2 separate regions of the Mus musculus genome follow, and region 1 is linked to region 2. The links are chromatin loops, found by intact Hi-C in ENCODE. Cell type or tissue: heart. All regions are shown on one strand. Links, peaks and the distances in the headings refer to the core of each region. The heading gives the core; the rest is flanking DNA.

The links. Hi-C counts contacts between places; a loop is a spot of excess contacts. Peaks named below come from ENCODE experiments on the same cell type or tissue, not always from the same donor. Only the 100,000 strongest peaks of a DNase experiment are listed, where the experiment ranks them.
Region 1: it touches region 2 in a loop (4-fold over the local background); 1 of 42 quality-filtered maps calls a loop at or near these places.

Annotation. Positions count from the first base shown.
Region 1 is chr3:104,777,475-104,782,637 of GRCm38, forward strand. Ppm1j (protein phosphatase 1J) reads left to right here and starts at 3,582. Exons shown (of 10, transcript NM_027982.2): 1 at 3,582-3,935; 2 at 5,127-5,163. The coding sequence starts at 3,613. It overlaps Tafa3 (TAFA chemokine like family member 3), which reads right to left and starts at 73. Exons shown (of 7, transcript NM_183224.3): 1 at 1-73. In heart, for the core only: a CTCF peak has its summit at 2,676 (motif pointing left); DNase peaks (open chromatin) are centred at 2,677, 3,557 and 4,147; H3K4me3 peaks cover 1,849 bases; H3K27ac peaks cover 1,588 bases; H3K27me3 peaks cover 1,580 bases.
Region 2 is chr3:104,509,171-104,514,333 of GRCm38, forward strand. Lrig2 (leucine-rich repeats and immunoglobulin-like domains 2) reads right to left here and starts at 2,748. Exons shown (of 18, transcript NM_001025067.2): 1 at 2,286-2,748. The coding sequence starts at 2,521. In heart, for the core only: a CTCF peak has its summit at 2,916; a DNase peak (open chromatin) is centred at 2,871; H3K4me3 peaks cover 2,666 bases; H3K27ac peaks cover 1,956 bases.

The DNA of each region.
Region 1 (5,163 bases), core at 812-4,811, 270 kb after region 2:
GCAGCCGCTAGACTGGGAGTCGTTCTCGCTACTCCAGCCTTTGCGGGCACCGCCGGCTTCTTCGAAACTGTGTGGGGGTGCTCTGCGGGGAACCTGGGCACAGCTGGCCCGCAGCGGCCTCTTGTGGCGCACAGCAAGTCAGGAATAGAAGCCCACCGACTCTCTTTTCAGGGACAGTTCCTTGAGCAAAACACATCAATTATAGCAGGTCACTAAAACTTTCAGGAATGTGGCCCCTAGTCTAGTAGTTCAAGGAGGTAGGTGGTATTTTGGGATGGGGATAGGCGTTGCATCTGGGAGTAGTATTCATTTAGACCAGCAGTAGGCTGTTACTTAAATCCGAGCTCATTAAATCTTACAATTCAGTTCTTCAGACCTCGGACAGGGTTTCACACCTGTAATCCAGAATTTCGGAGACAAGGCAGGGGTTAAGTGTGAGACCCTATCTAAAACAAACAAAAAAAACAAACAAACAAGCATACATACATACAAACAACAATAAAACTCAAACCAAACCGAACAACCTTCTAAACCCAAACAAAGAAAGAAAAGCACAGCAGGGGTAGGGAGATGGGAAGGTAAGATTGCCTGAAAGTTTGAGGAAGTTTGGTCTGTATGGTTTACACAAGGTTCCAGACCTGCTAATGGCTACTTAGCCAGACCACATCTTCAAAGGAAAGAAAGAGAAAAGGAGGTGGTGTGTGTGTGTGTGTGTGTGTGTGTGTGTGTATAAAATCCAGTTCTTTGTTAGTACAATCAAGTGTTATTTAAGGTGCTTCCCAGGCACTAAAAGCAGACCACTGTATTAGAAGATTCTCAAGTTGCATAGTTTTTGGTTTTTTTTTCTTTGTTTTGTTTTGTTTGTTTGTTTGTTTGTTTTACCACAGGGGTTCCCGGCTGCCACCCGGGAAGGATAGTAAATACTTTCAACGGGCTGGAGAGATGGCTCAGCAACCACACGATGGCTCACAACCATCTGTACAGCTGCAGTGTACACATATACATAAAATAAATAAATAAATATTTAAAAAAATATACTTCCAGCACAGAAGTGCTGCCCTCCTGCGTGGGAGGACCAAGGGTAGTACCGGGGTGGAGAACCAGGCTGCAAGGTTTCACCAGGCATGAATGGCCCTGTGGATAATGGGTGTGACTCTCACCTTGGAAACCAAATCTGAGGTTTCTAGTATCTTCATCAGAAAGACAGTCAATAGTCCCAACAACAAAAATACGACAGGTTCATGTTTTGGGCTCATTAAACACTTGAGGGTAGAAGTGTGCTGTGACTCTGCCTCTTCCCAGCAGAGGTGTATGTACCTGTTAGAGTAAGGAAGGTTTGGGAACGTAATAGTGTGGGGGAAACAAAGAAGGACCCTGCTTCTGGATCCTGAGCATACAGCCCGGGACGGGGCGCTCCCTCTCTCTGGATCTCTCTTTCCAGGGTGCTGAGAATTGAATTCAGGTTATCAGGCTTGGCACTTTTGCCTGCTAAGCCATTCCCCCTACCTCTTTAAGACCAAGTCTCATTATGTAGCCTTGGCTAGTCTGGAATTTACTATGTACTCAGGCTAGCCACCAACTTGTGCTCATCCTGTCTCTACCTCTGCCTCCTAAGATTATAGATGTGTGCCACCATGTTTGTTCTGAGAATGCCCTCTTCCCGCCCCACCCCCTTCTCCTCTGTAATGGAGGAGTGTCATTCAGCTCCCAGCAGGGTAAGCATCTCACCAACTTTTCCTGCCTTCTTCCTCCTTGCTCTCACTGTACTGCCTCAGGGAGAGGGCCGGGAATGACTGAAGAGGTCTGATGGTCTAGGAATAGGAGAGGGGTTCAGATGCACGAGAGCCCTAGAGTTTGGTTATAGATGGGAGCCAGAGTGGTTCCAGAGTTCAGGGGAGCAGCTAGCATCCCTGTCCATGATCTGATACTGGAGTCCAGGGGTCAATAGACCCCAGTTCTGTGGCGTGGCCCATCTTTGCAGTCACACTGTGGATGCTGTGAAGAGCCCAGAAGCTGGGTGATGCCGAAAGGTGATAGATAAACTGACCCAGAAACACTGAATAATAAAACTAAAGCTTTTTTTTTTCTCTCTCTCCAGTCTTTGGCTTCCCACTGACATTATCAGACAGTTGGCTTCAGTTTTTCTCAGGAAGAAAACACTCATAGTGGCAGTATGCATGTTCTTTGCCCCTGGCTGCCTTTGAGTCTGATTTTATCAGTCCTCCCCACCTCTACCCTGGTGATTTCATTTTTCTCTGCCCTGCCCTTCCCCTACCCCCAAACACAGACCTAATTACAGCAAGTTTGTACTTTGAATGACCACTGTGTAATTTTTATTTAGAAGTGGTCGAGAAAGGCGGCACAGGTTAGCCCAGGATATGAACAGGATGCACATAGCTGGGTGCCTTGAGGTGGAGTCTCAGCTAAGAACAGGGAGTCGTGGTTCCCTCAAGGAAGGGCCTTGACTTCTGCTAAACTGTGTGTTGGGGATAGATGAAGGAGTGGATAGTGATCAACTCTCTAAGCCCAAGTATAAGGACAGAATTCTTTCTGAATCGGGTCAGTAATCCTTCCCTAGAGAGAAGACAGAGAAAAACAGCCCCTCTGTGTGAATCGTAGTGGGCTTTCCTGCGACCCACACACGCTTTTGGCCTGGCCTTTGTCTCCCCCTGGCGGTAGCCAGAGAACTTGCTCAGCATTGCTTTTCTGCTTGCAACCTCAGGGTGGAAATTTAGGAGTCCCGCTCCCCTCTGGGCCTTTTTCCTAGTCCAGAGAAGCCAGTATCTGTAGCAGGTTCTGACATGGGTATGAATCTCTAAGTGACTGCGTGAATCTTAGGCAAGTCTATAAAAGAACAGGAGACTGTCTACTCCTACTTCATCTGTAAAATGGGTGTAGCTTACCTTGCATCGTTTTGTATAGTGATCTAACAACTAGACCGTGCCTTATAGAGGGCCCAGTGTGGAGCAAGCCCTCAATAATCATATTTATTTACTATGTCGTTAACCTTACTAACTGGCCAGCAGACGTCTAAATATGGAGGTACGGTTCTGAGAAAGTGGGATGGAAGTGACAATTGTTCTTTCGAACGTGGAGGTGACCTTTAGGAAGAATAGTGCCTTCAGGCTGCCTGGCCTGGTTAGCACCGCGACTAGCACCAGTTCTCTCTGCTCTCGACTCTGCAGCCCTAACCCAAAGTGTTGTCACACCAAACCCTTCACACCCAAGAGGATGTTTCGCTCTGAAGTCATCAGCTCTATAATTCTCCATTCTGGCTGGCCCACCCCCAACCGAGCGCGAGGAGGCTGCCTCGCCCACCCTCGTCATAATGGGCAAATTCTAGCGGATTAAATCTAGCGGATGTCTAACCTACAGCATGGTTGAAATATTTCCTTCGTTCCGCTTCTTTCCCACAATAGACCCTTCCCCTTTGACACTCAGGCGGGACAAAGCAGGGATGCGGAGGCGAGGAGCGGGTGGAGCAGTTCCCGGGTAGCCTGGAGCCTGGGGAAGTTTGTTAAGGACCAGGAGTGGGCACCGCCCACCTGGAACCCTAGGGGCGGGGCCTCTCAGGGGGCGGGCCCACGGTCGAGGGCGGGGCACGGAGGCAGCATGCTAAACCGGGTGCGCTCAGCCGTGGCGCACCTGGTGAGCTCGGGTGGCACTTCTTCCCAGCGCTCCAAGTCCCCAGATCTGCCCAACGCTACCTCAGCGCCTCCCGCCGCCCAAGAAACACCTAAGAGTTCCCGGGAGAAGCCTGGGAACCAGGTCGGCGCGCCCCAGAAGACCGCGGAGACTACTGTGAGCTTCTCTCGACCCACCTTTCTGCAGCTGAGCCCCGGAGGGCTGCGGCGCGCCGACGACCACGCAGGCCGGGCTGTGCAAAGCCCCCCAGACACCGGCCGCCGCCTGCCCTGGAGCACAGGCTATGCCGAGTGAGCGCCCCGGGGCTCCCAGACGAGGATGGGACTCCCATTCTCCCGGGAGACGCATCCCGGCTTCAGGAACCATCCCAGGAACCTGCACCCCTCCCAGACATCCCCCGGACGGGGTGCAAATTCCACGACCTTCTTCAGGACCTTGTTCACCCTGCCCCTCGTCGACTCAGGACAGTCCCCACCCAGGGAGGGCGCAGGGAGCACCGCCGAGGATGAGTTGGCGGGTTCCAAGTCGCGGCCCGCGGTTCACAGGCTAGGGGAGGGGAGGTTTGAGAAGGACTAGTTCCTTTTGCCAGGGAGATCGCGGGTGGAAAGACTCGCTCATCCGCTTCCTGGCCCCAGCTCCCCAGTTCCCTGTCCTTCTTACCGGTCCCCTCCCCCTCCACACCCAGAAATAGCCCGCGACACCAGAAGGCCTCTGGCTTCCCGGGCGGGGGAGGGGTCCGCCCGCAGAGCACGACGGTTCCCTTTGGTTATGGGTGTGTAGACAGATAGGTGCCGGTAGAGATCAGCGTACTCTCAGAACCTGTATATTTTAAAATCATCTTCGGGGAAAGCCAAGCCAAGCCACCAGGGGAATGGGGGCACTGAGGTCGTGGAAGGAGGTGGTGGGTAGCCCCGCACCTCCTCATTAGCTTCTCCGTTGGAAGGGGTTTGTAGCTAAGAGATTCCTGCCCAGTCCAGGTGGGTCTACATACCCTATTTGGGCCGGAGCGCTTACCCACTCTTAAGAAAAACCGGAACTTTCACTGGGTCGTTTTAGGATGAGGGTTAATGTGTGCATGAAGGTGAAGGTGCCATGAATCACTGTCTGAGCTGGTTGAGACTGGAGGTGGGGTGTAGTATTTTGACCAGCAGGGGAGTAAAATTTACTGTTCCTGTTTGGCCACTCCCACCCCCACCCCCAGCACCACCTTCCGGAAAGTCTCCTTAGCCAAGGATGGAGGAACTGAGGCAGGCAGTTACTGTTGCGGGCCTTTCTATGAGGCTGTACGTTCTGCCGCCAGACAGTACTTCTTGCTGGCCCTGCCTTCTCCTCTTCCCTCTGGCTTGGAGCCCAGGCAGCTGTGACCTTTTTCAGCTTGGCCAGCGAGCAGGAGAGGATGTGTGTGTGTATGTGAGTCTAAGGTGGGGGTTATTCCAGGACCTAGTCTGGTGTCTAACCTGGTGTGGGACGCTCTCTGGTAGGGTCATCAATGCTGGCAAGAGCAGGCACAATGAGGAT
Region 2 (5,163 bases), core at 686-4,685:
CTCCTTCTACCACAGAGTCTTCTTTTCTATAAGACTCCATCTCTTAGAGCATAAGCCAAAACTCCTCCCTTGAGTTGATATGTGTCAGATAATTGGTCACAGCAACAAGAAAAGGAACAGTGGTGGCCCATGCCTTTGACCCCAGCACTCAGGAGGCAGAGAAAGGCTGATCTCTGAGTTGGAAGCCAGTCTGATCTACAGAGTGAGTTCCAGGATAGACAGGACAATATAGAGAAACCCTATCTTGAAGAACCAAAAGAAAAAAAAAAGAGTAACTAACTAATATAAAAATTCCACACTAAGAAGTGAGGCTGTTGTTGCAATATGCTGATCATACTGTTCTGTGGCTCTTAGAACTGGTTTGCAAAAGGAAAATAGCAGAATTTTGAGTTATGGGTTAGAAAAGCCCTAGAATGTTAAGAAGTTAGTGAGCAATACATTGATGCCAAAATGCTGATAACAGTATAAGCAGTAGACTCTATGCTCATTAAGTTTCAGAGAACAAGGACTCTATAGGCAACCAAACTAGAGCCCATTCGAATGACACCCTGACAAAGAACATGGCTGCATTCTGCCTGTGATTTGGTATTTTTAGTGAAACTATATTCAAAATAATCGACTATAAGGGAATTTATTCTCCAAGGCATTTCACTTCAACTAAAAATGTCAATTTAATTTTTATTTCAATTTTCTGAATGCAAGCTGGGAATGGTGGGCAGCAGTCAGTAAGCTGAGGCAGGAGGATGGAGAGTTGCTTATCCTGAGCTACCTGGCAGTATCCCCTCTCAAAACACAAAAGGTAAAAAACAAAATAAATAAATAAATAAAATTAATAAATAAATAAATCCAAATGTCAGTTATCTTCTGGCAATTAGCATCTTTGGTAACATTACTATATACTTGCTAATGATTTTTTTCTTATTTTTTTCAGCACTAATGTTCAAACCCAACTTCATGCATACTAAACAAACACACTCAGCAAGTCTCACTGAAGGATCTTCAAAAGCAGGCCATGTTTACTTCAATTAGTTACATTAAGTCAGACTGTTTTTAAACCTATGTCAGATTCAGTCTATCATAATCAGGTAGCTGTCTCATCAATTTCTTCAAAAAAGGCACCTACTGTATAAAGAAGATGCTGTGCTTGGATTAATTCAGACTATGCTAAATGATAATACTAAAGTCTGAGTCAAACCAGAATAAGCCTCAGATATAACCACCACAAAATGACAGGAGCTGTATTACTATATTGCAATTCTATAGTAACTGTAGCAGTTACTAATTTTCTCAATGAATACAGGAATTAGCTTCTTTCCTATCTATGCTAACCTATAAATACGTTCTGCAAATGTATACTTAACCTCTGCAATACAGATGTTCTACCTGTATTCTTTTTCCATTAAGAACCTAACCAATCTTTGTATTTTAATTATATCACAAAACTATTTTTAGTGATAACTCTTTTTCAGAGGTAACTCTAGAAGTCAATTAATAAGCACGTTGATCAGTTAGTGGCAGAGACATAACTGTATGTTGGTGGCTAAGAAGTCTCATAATTGCAGCATTTAATACCTACTGTTCTATTTAATGCCTACTGACTCAGAGCAGTGAGCTCTCCAAATGCCACTAGCTAATACAAGTTTGTCAGGATTTAAAGTCAGAGCTAGAGAATCCACTCGATCACTGCACTGGATTCTCATACATAAACAAAGAGATCTGAAATGAAGGTTCTTTAACTCAAAGGAACATAGTGAAGACAAAGTATCGTGATTTGGGGAAAAAAAATCTTTCCCCTCTTTAAACTGACTACTAAAGAATAACTGCTCTTACAAAACATTAGAGATCAGCAATGATCTTCCTTAGGCATGCAGAGGTTTTCAACCCTATCAAGAACTCAAGTATCAAAACTGAAACATACAATGAGCCGATGGGAGAACTGGGGACAAAAGAGAGATCCTGTATCTTTGGGAGAGATCGTGTTTGCATCACGTGCCCAAGGACCAGTCAAGCTGGAATTTTAAAAAAAAAAAAAAAAAAAAATGATGCAGCCCAAAGAGGGCTTTGCACTTGGACCCGACCCACAGCCATCCAGAGTCTCAGCTGTGCTGCTCAGGACCCGTGAGTCCAACATTAAACATCTCCAGCCCGGAACGTCACAGACCCCAGATCTTAACCCCTATCTTCCCACGAGTACCGGGAAACCCTAACATTCAAAGTTCACAATCTCAATAAGGCAGCTCCCTTCCGAACTCGGTGGCGACCGCGCCCTGGGACCCTCTACTCACAGGCTGGAGATGTCGGAGGGCAGCGGGCCCGACAGTGCCCTCCAGCTGGGCGCGGGCAGCTTCCTGCGACTGCAGTCCAGCAGAGGAAGACGGCAGGCGCAGGGCGCCGGGCACAGGCCGGCTCGGGCAGCGGGCAGCAGCCGCAGCGCCTGCGCAAGGATGAGCAACCGTGCGAGGGGTCCCAACCCACAGCCCAGGCGCCGCTGCTCCCAGATGCCGCGGGGCGCGGCCGCCATCTTCCCCTGGCCGGGACCCGCTCGAGAACAGCAGCTAGCTCAGAGAGTCGGCTGAGGAGAGATGCCCGGAGGCTAAACCGCCACCCGGAGCCCGGGCTGTCACTTGTCCCCTCTCAGAGCGGGCGAGAGGAGGAAACGACGCTACCGCAGGGGAGGGGGCGGCGGTCGGGGGCGTAGAGCTGAAACCCTGACAGACACCGCTCGTCCGCCCCGCCCCGCGACGCAACGTACTCACGCTCAGCAGCCAGCCAATCGGAGCCCCGGGATGAGGTTGCGTCGGAAATTGGGTTCTGAGAGAGGCGAGGCCTACGATTGCCCCGCCCCCTAGGAGGCGAGCATTACAGCGGCCCTTTCTCCTTTTCCGAGCTGCTTCTGCAGTTCTGCAGCTATTCCTCCGCTTGTGGGCGCACTAGGGCCTTGAAATAGAATGGAAAAAGCGAAACCCGAAACGCCAAATCCTCACTGCGGTTGATCTGCAGTAGTAGTGAAAAAAGACCTATTCTGTAGGCTCCTGCAGAAGGGAATGGCACAAGGGCTGCATGCCAAGCAGCAGCTGCAAATAAGTGCGCGATCTAAACCTAACTTCGACCACATCAGTCTCCGGAGCCCAACCAGGGCGGCCTCTGCGGCCGAACTCCCTGCCCTGAAAAAATGTGGCAGTTGGTTCTCCCGGAGCATGGCACGCTGTCACTGTGAAAGGACTTCAAGTTCCCATTGGCAGAGGCGCTATTTAGTCAGTACACCTCCGGCTTCTACAGTAGCCTGGAGTTCAATAATTGTCTCTAAAGAAAATTCTTTCCTCGATTTGGGAAAATATTGTTTCATCTTCAGAAGAACAAGTGGGACAAATAGATAAAACGTTGGTTTGAGGATGTGGGTTTTCTGGTTTCTGTTTGAGGTTTTTGAGCAATCAACAAAGTTAAGAAGACTGGAAGGAAATTATCCTGAAGTAAAAAGACTTACTGGGAACAGCGGAATCTAGCTACCTTGTGATCTCTCCGCTGTGTGTTACCTACAAAATGAGTAAAAATGAAAATATCAGTAATGGTTCACTGACATATAGTGTCTATACTTTTCAAAGACTTTGCAAGCCAGGTGTGGACCAGCACGCCTGCAGTCTGAGCACTCCTTGGGAATTTGAGGCAGGAGAACCCAAGTCCCAGTTCAGCCTCATCTGCATAGTATGCTTTGTATGAAAGAAGAGGAGAAACGAAAAACAGGGTGGGTAAGATGCTTCATCAATAATAGCTTTGCCACCAAGTGTATCAACCTAAGTTGAATTCGCAGACCCCACATGGTAGAATGAGACAACTGACTCCTGCAAGTCCCTGTCCTCTGATCACCATATGCACCCTGTGGCACTTACACACACACACACACACACACACACACACACACACACACACACACCATTTCCATCCATGTCATGCCTTTGGGTTAAAATTACTTTTCTGACTGTCCTCGTGTGCTTGTCTACTGCAGAGGACTTTTAGAAAGGTGTCTCCTTCAGCTTCTTCTCCCTTCTTCTCCCAGTAAACATGACCATGAAAACTAACAGCAACTACTATTTATTACCATTGAAGCAAAATGTGAAGCCAGAAAAGTGATAGAGATATTGGACTTCATCAAAAATGTACACTTCGGGGACAGCAGAGATGGCTTAGCTGTTCAGTAAACACACAATGCTCCTGCAGAGGACCAGGGTTCAGTTCCCAGCACACACACACTGGACAGCATGAAGTCCAGCTTCGAGGATTCTAACGCCCTCTTCTGGCCTCCAAGGGCTTTCTGGAAGAGGAACAAGAGCTTAGCCATCTCTCCAGCCCCTGATTTTTTTTTTTCAGTGTGTGTGAGTGTTTTGCTAACATAAGTTATCTGTGTACCACATGTATGTAGTCCCTGAGGAGGCCAGAAGAAGGCAAGGGATCCTCTGAGACTAGAGTCACAGAAGGCTGTAGGTGCCAGAGATGAAACCTGGGTTTCTGCGGGGGACAGCCAGTGCTCTTAACTGCCTAGCCATCTCTCTACCCAGCCCAACTCCAATTATATTTTTACAGCATAGAGGTCTCAGTCTGTAGTCCAAGGTGGCCTTGAACTCAAGAGCATTCAGTCTCAGCCTCCTGAGTGCTTGGGTCACAAGCAAATTTATTTTAAGATTTATTTATGTATTTATTTATTTATTTTATGTATGTGAGTACATTGTTGCTGTCTTCAGACACACCAGAAGAGGGCATCCGATCCCATTACAGATGGTTGTGAGAATAGAATTACAGGCCATTTGTTGTAAGATATCCTCTGAGTGCTGGGAATTGAACCTGGATCTTCTGGAAAAGCACTCAGTGCTCTTAACTAATAAGCCATCCCTCCAACCACTGGGGTGTGTGTGTGTGTGTGTGTGTGTGTGTGTGTGTGTGTGTGTGTGTGATATTTGGTGGTGTGTGTGTATGCCATGATTTTAGCATAGAGGTCAGAGTAGACATCCTTGTCAAGTAAGTCTCTCCCTTCATCTTTTTGTGGATCCTAGGGACTGAACGCAGGTCATCAGCTTAGAACAACAAGCACCTTTATCTCATGAAAAATCTCCCTGGGCCGAGTATTGACTTTTGCATATGATTAAGAAAAGATCCAGGTATCACATGTCT